2 separate regions of the Homo sapiens genome follow, and region 1 is linked to region 2. A link is a contact called in ENCODE POLR2A ChIA-PET data. All regions are on one chromosome and are shown on one strand. Each heading gives the region's core, a stretch centred on a gene start or an enhancer-like site at or near the end of the contact. The rest is flanking DNA. Distances are from core to core; before and after follow the strand shown. Region 1 overlaps PARD3 (par-3 family cell polarity regulator). Region 2 overlaps NRP1 (neuropilin 1).

Evidence for each region. ChIA-PET counts read pairs that join two places held with the same protein, here RNA polymerase II (POLR2A).
Region 1: POLR2A ChIA-PET joins it to region 2 with 10 read pairs in PC-9. The contact joins two enhancer-like sites. POLR2A ChIA-PET finds 5 or more read pairs at or near these places in 2 of 52 experiments (PC-9 and naive thymus-derived CD4-positive, alpha-beta T cell).

What each region holds. Positions count from the first base shown.
Region 1 is chr10:34,581,041-34,583,740 of GRCh38, forward strand. All of the region lies in intron 2 of PARD3 (par-3 family cell polarity regulator), which reads right to left. Among named protein-coding and RNA genes, the nearest start is that of PARD3, 230 kb to the right of the region's middle. Within about 2 kb of position 1,376, at least 5 of the 41 ENCODE cell types and tissues checked have a DNase peak (open chromatin) inside an H3K27ac peak, as active enhancers do.
Region 2 is chr10:33,275,829-33,278,528 of GRCh38, forward strand. The region is part of intron 2 of NRP1 (neuropilin 1); the gene reads right to left. Among named protein-coding and RNA genes, the nearest start is that of NRP1, 57 kb to the right of the region's middle. Within about 2 kb of position 1,448, at least 11 of the 41 ENCODE cell types and tissues checked have a DNase peak (open chromatin) inside an H3K27ac peak, as active enhancers do.

The sequences.
Region 1 (2,700 bases), core at 126-2,625, 1.3 Mb after region 2:
CTAAAAATTAGCTTAAGTACTTGAACTCATCGTAAGTAGCCAATGTTAAACATATCTTGATTTAGATTCCTTTAAAAGCTCATAATTATTGCACTGTTTAAATACAGCATCTTTAAATATAAATTAATATTTATTTGGGATTCTTGGGAAATTTGTTCTAGAAATTTATTTTGGTTATTTTTCTTTTTCTTTTCTTTTTTTTTTTTTTTTTTGAGACGGAGTTTCACTCTGTCACCCAGGCTGGAGTGCAGTGGCACGATCTCGGCTCACTGCAACCTCCACCCTCCAGGTTCAAATGATTCTCCTTCCTCAGCCTCCTGAGTAGCTGGGACTACAGGCACCTGCCACTGCGCCCGGCTAATTTTTTGTATTTTTAGTAGAGCTGGGGTTTCACCATCTTGGCCAGGCTGGTCTTGAACTCCTGACCTCGTGATCTACCCACCTCGGCCTCCCAAAGTGCTGGGATTACAGGCGTGAGCCACCGCGCCCGGCCTATTTAGGTTATTTTTCAAAGATTTTTGTTAAAAACCATTGCACAGAGTTATAGAATTTTGGAAGTGAAAGGAAACAGTATTTTAACTCAAGCCCTTGTCTGAAATGTGAAGATACTAATGCCTCAAGAGACACATCCATTTGCCTGACTCCTACACTGCAAATCTAGAACCAAAATCCAAGTCTTTGAGAACCCAGGACTTGTCATCTCTTGGTGTAGAGTTGAACCACAGTGCTGGAGGGGCTGTGAGAGGCAGTCTGGGAAAGAAGGGATTTCATTCGTGGTGGATGAGAAACAGAATCTCACAATAACGATATTATGGGCAATCCCTCTTGTGTCTAAAAACTACTATTTAACATGCTTGACAACTGAAACACGCATGAGTTGATTTATTGGCTAACTAAAGGCATTCTTCACAACACAGCAAGCTGTTTTCACATTAGCTCTACAACTAAAGGAATGTTAAGAATAGGAAGCTGATATTAACTATTTAAAAATTTACGCCAAGAACCAAAGAATTCCCCGGCAGAAACATAAAGACTTGCTGAAGTTTCATCATGTGAATTTATTGCCAATTCAGTCATCTTAAAAGTTGTGCTATAAAACATATTGTCCTTTGCTGTTCCAAATAACATTTGAAATAAATAATAACTTTCTTGACAGTGTTTCTGGAATTTTCTTCCATTCTCCAAAGCCAATTCTTAGACCCTTAAAGAAATGATGAGCTGGCATTTTGCCCATCATTCTCTAGGCAATTACTGGTTCCAGTAATGAATAAGGGGGAAAAGAATTCACATAGAAAGCTATTCTAGCACCACACTGCTTATATTTCCTCCTGAAGACTTTAGAGATAATGTGAAAATTAAAGACAGTACAGAAACCCAGTGTTAGGATAACTGGTTAGAAAATGACTCATGGGAACAAATATGCTCACCAATATCCTCTTGTAGCCACTTGTCCACAAATCACTTCAGGTATCGCTTTTATTGGTCTAAATGAATAAAGCAGTTCCTCTTATATATATCTCCACATAAAGAATAATTGGTCACAAAATCATAACCATTATAAACCAATTGGTACAGCCCCCAAAGCCATGAACTGGTTGAACTGAAGCATTCTCACTATTGATGTGTTATGCGCTATATGTGACACAGACTAAGCAGTGCCTACACCAACATCCACTGTTCTAGTCCTCCTTCATAAGGAAATTCTGTGTTAAGCTAGGCAGTCATGTGCTCACCTTGCAGTAAGCTGTTTTCGCATGAGCTTTAAGAAGTTAAAGACAAGAATGCTAATTGTACCTCACAAAAGCATCCTAAAAGGGAAACCAGGTGCCCTTCTTCTTTCTTCCTTTCTGCTGCCTGGAATATCAGCCTGATGGCTGAAGCTCAGGCAGCTACCCTGAACCATGAGGTGATACTGCTAAGAATGATACTTCGGGGAGACAAGTGTCTGGTTCTCTGACACTGGGGTTGTCAATACATACCAGACCTGGACTGCCAACTGCTTGACTTCTTTCACATAAGAGAGAAACAAACTCTTAGCATGTTTAAGCTGTTATTATTGTGAGTACCTGGGATTAAATGTGGTGGTATATAACCCCAACTAATAAAGTAAAAAATTTACCAAAATGCACCAACAAATACTGAATAAATATAACAAATGACACGATATAACCATCTAAGTTTTTGGTTTAATGCCATGAAATTTAAATCAAATTTAGATATATGCCAGTAAAACAACAAAACACCAGGAAGAAAAAACAAAGTTGTCCTTAAAAATGGACATCTAAGTGTTCTATTCACAAAAATAGGCTGTCAAGATAGCTGCTACTCTAAGTGTTAGGATCAGAAAGATACATGTGCTCCCTGCTTTTATTAGTATCTCTGGGTTTTAATTTTTGTCTTTTTGATTTTTTTTTAATTTTTGCCTTTGGAAAAATAAGTGAGACTGCTAGTCAAACCACTTCAAGTGTCACTTTTATTTTTAGAATCACTATCCCTTATTTACCTCTGCCTTCTTTAATGTTCCATCAATCAGTCCAGCCTTCTAAATTGAGGAAATGAGGCCCAATCAATCTGCCTTTACACAGAGTTAAGAAACAGACATTAAAAAACAGAATGAGGAAACCTTATCTTCCAGAGGTTACTGCACAGATGAAATAAGAGAATATATGTGAATCTACTTTGTAAACACTAAAGTACAAT
Region 2 (2,700 bases), core at 198-2,697:
GAGCCCAGGAGTCTGAGACTGCAGTGAGCTGTGATTGTGTTACTGCACTCCAGCCTGGTCAACAGGGCAAGACTCTGTCTCTAAAATTAAAAACAAAACAAAACAAAAAAAACTCAACAAAAGTTTCTTAAATAACAGGAAAAATGCTTATGATATAATCAGTGAAAAATCAGAATATAAAACCCTATATACAGTGTATTCTCAACTCTTATTCATATGCAGAAAAAATCTAGACGGAACTAACTAGGCCAAGCCATTAATTGGTTATCTCTGGGTAGTGACATTATGTTCCTTATTCATTTCTGTATTTTTCAAAATTTTTACAATGGACAAGTAGTCCTTTATAATCAGGTAAAAGTTATTTTGAAAAGCACTAACTACCTATATATAAATAAACAAATCAATACCTGTTTGCCTTATTTTCCATTTGTTGATAAAACAACAACAACAACAACACTATCTTGGAAGTGAATCAAAGACGGGCTTTGCTTTTTTTTTCTTCCCCCACCCACTGGATCAATGAGATGCTCTGTGTGATATTTATTTTTAGGACCAGAAAGTTAAAGTGAATTGGATTTGATCCATTTTCTGAAAGGCTGGCAAGAATTCTTGACATTGCACAGGAATTTCCATGTCAGCATGTTCTCACATGTATGATCTAATTTAGTCTTTACAATGATCCCAGGAAGGCAGGTAGCAGGCGATATCCTAGAAAGAGCCCTGAGCTGGGAGAGCACAGCATAAGAGACCCAGGAATGAGACACTTTTTATGCTTTTAATATTGCCTACTTCGGGGCAAGCTTGATTCTGATATCTGCACTTGTTACTCCCTTTCATATTTTTTGTGGGGGGATGGGTGTGTCCTTACTTTAGGATTAGCCATTAACTATCGGTGATTCATTTTTCCACTGGTTATTGTTGCTAGACAATCATCTCATCAACTAATACCTCACTGATTTTTCTGTGTGCTTAGAGCATCTTGGTGTGGACAAAGATTTATTGAAAGGACTACAAGAAATAAGACAAAATAAGCCCTGGATCAAAGACATATGTCCCATAATTCAAGACCAGCTTGGACCACAAAGCAAGAACCCCTAACCCCCTCTCTACAAAATTTTTTTAAAAACATTAGCAGGGTATGGTGGCTTGTGCTGTAGTCCCAGCTACTTGGGATGCTGAGGTGGGAGGATCACTTAAGCCCAGGAGTTTGAGGCTGCAGTGAGCTGTGATTGTGCCACTGCACTCCAGCCTGGGTAACAGATCAAGACCCTGTCTCTAAAATTAAAAAAAAAAAAAAGAAAAAAAATTGCTCAATAAAAGTTTTTAAATAACAGGAAAAATGCTTATGATATAATCAGTGAAAAATGCTTATGATATAATCAGTGCATGTGTGAGTGTATGTGACAGAGAGAGACAGACACAGACAGCCGTCTTGGTGTCTGGTGAGTCCCACTGAATGGGCTTCCTGCCAGAGCTGTCCTGGTCCTCCTGCTCGGGGACCTCATGACTACTGGAAACAAAGCCCAGCCTGCAAGACTGAGATGAAACAAGGTTGGCTCCTGGAGGGGGCTGCACGGTAGCTCTAATTTTGTTTCCTTTCTCACACCAGCACTGTGGGCCTGATCACGGGCAGCCCCAAGGAAGGCCTGACCACCACCAGCGCTGCCACCAGCGCTGCCACCAGCCTGAGTGGCAATGCCCAGCTTCCGAGGAGCTATGGGGCCTGAGCCTCAGGGCGTTGCCAGAGAATCCCTAGACCTTTCTATAAGAAATAGAGAGGCTGGGCCACAACCTGGCTGCTGTCCTCCCAGCTCTTAGTATGTGGTCAAATGCCAAATTTCTATGAAAGTCATTCTAAATGTGTATAAAATATAAAATTGCATGCTATGGAATATTAAATAAAGAATAATAATAAAGAATATTGCTTTATTATATTGTCCTAGTTTCCTTTGAAGTTTGTTTTTAAGTTTATAAAGTATTCTTTCTTTTTTAAAAATATTTTTCCTATATATATTTTTCACACATATTTATTTATTCACTCATTCATTCATTCATTTATGTATCTGTCTTCCAATTTGCTCTCTGTGTATTATAAGCAGGATTGTGAGACATATGTCTTTGATCCAGGGCTTATTTTTACTTTTTGTGACACTTCCTAAAACTCCGTTTTTCTTACTTCTTGTAGTCCTTTCAATACACCCCACAAATCTAACTTCTAAACCATAGCATTACTACTTCTATACTTTGCGATGTGTTTATGCATATTTGCATCAAGTAATACGTTGTCGACACTGTCAGGGTGTAAGGTGATTTTTTTTTTCTGTTGGGGCAAGCACTTACGACTTATTAGTAATCCCATTCATTTGGGTAGGAGAGTGATTATTTGGTAGCCTTTCCATTTCCCCACCATTGAACTCCTTCGCCAATCTTATCACCCAAACTCAGATTCCATGTATTACTACATGGGAGGACTCAAGGTTTTTGCTGTCTGCATAGCTCCAAAATAAGCACAAGTTCCAAATTTCAGGGATTATCTCCTGGACTGCTTGGACACAAGCCACAGAGCTGGGAAGAACGTGGTGCTAAGGAGACCAGAGCAGCAATGTGACATCCATCAGTGGCTGCTGGATGTACTTAAGCTAAACCCTCTCTCCTGCAACCAACTTCACTGACTGTAAATGGGACACCAAGTCCTCACCT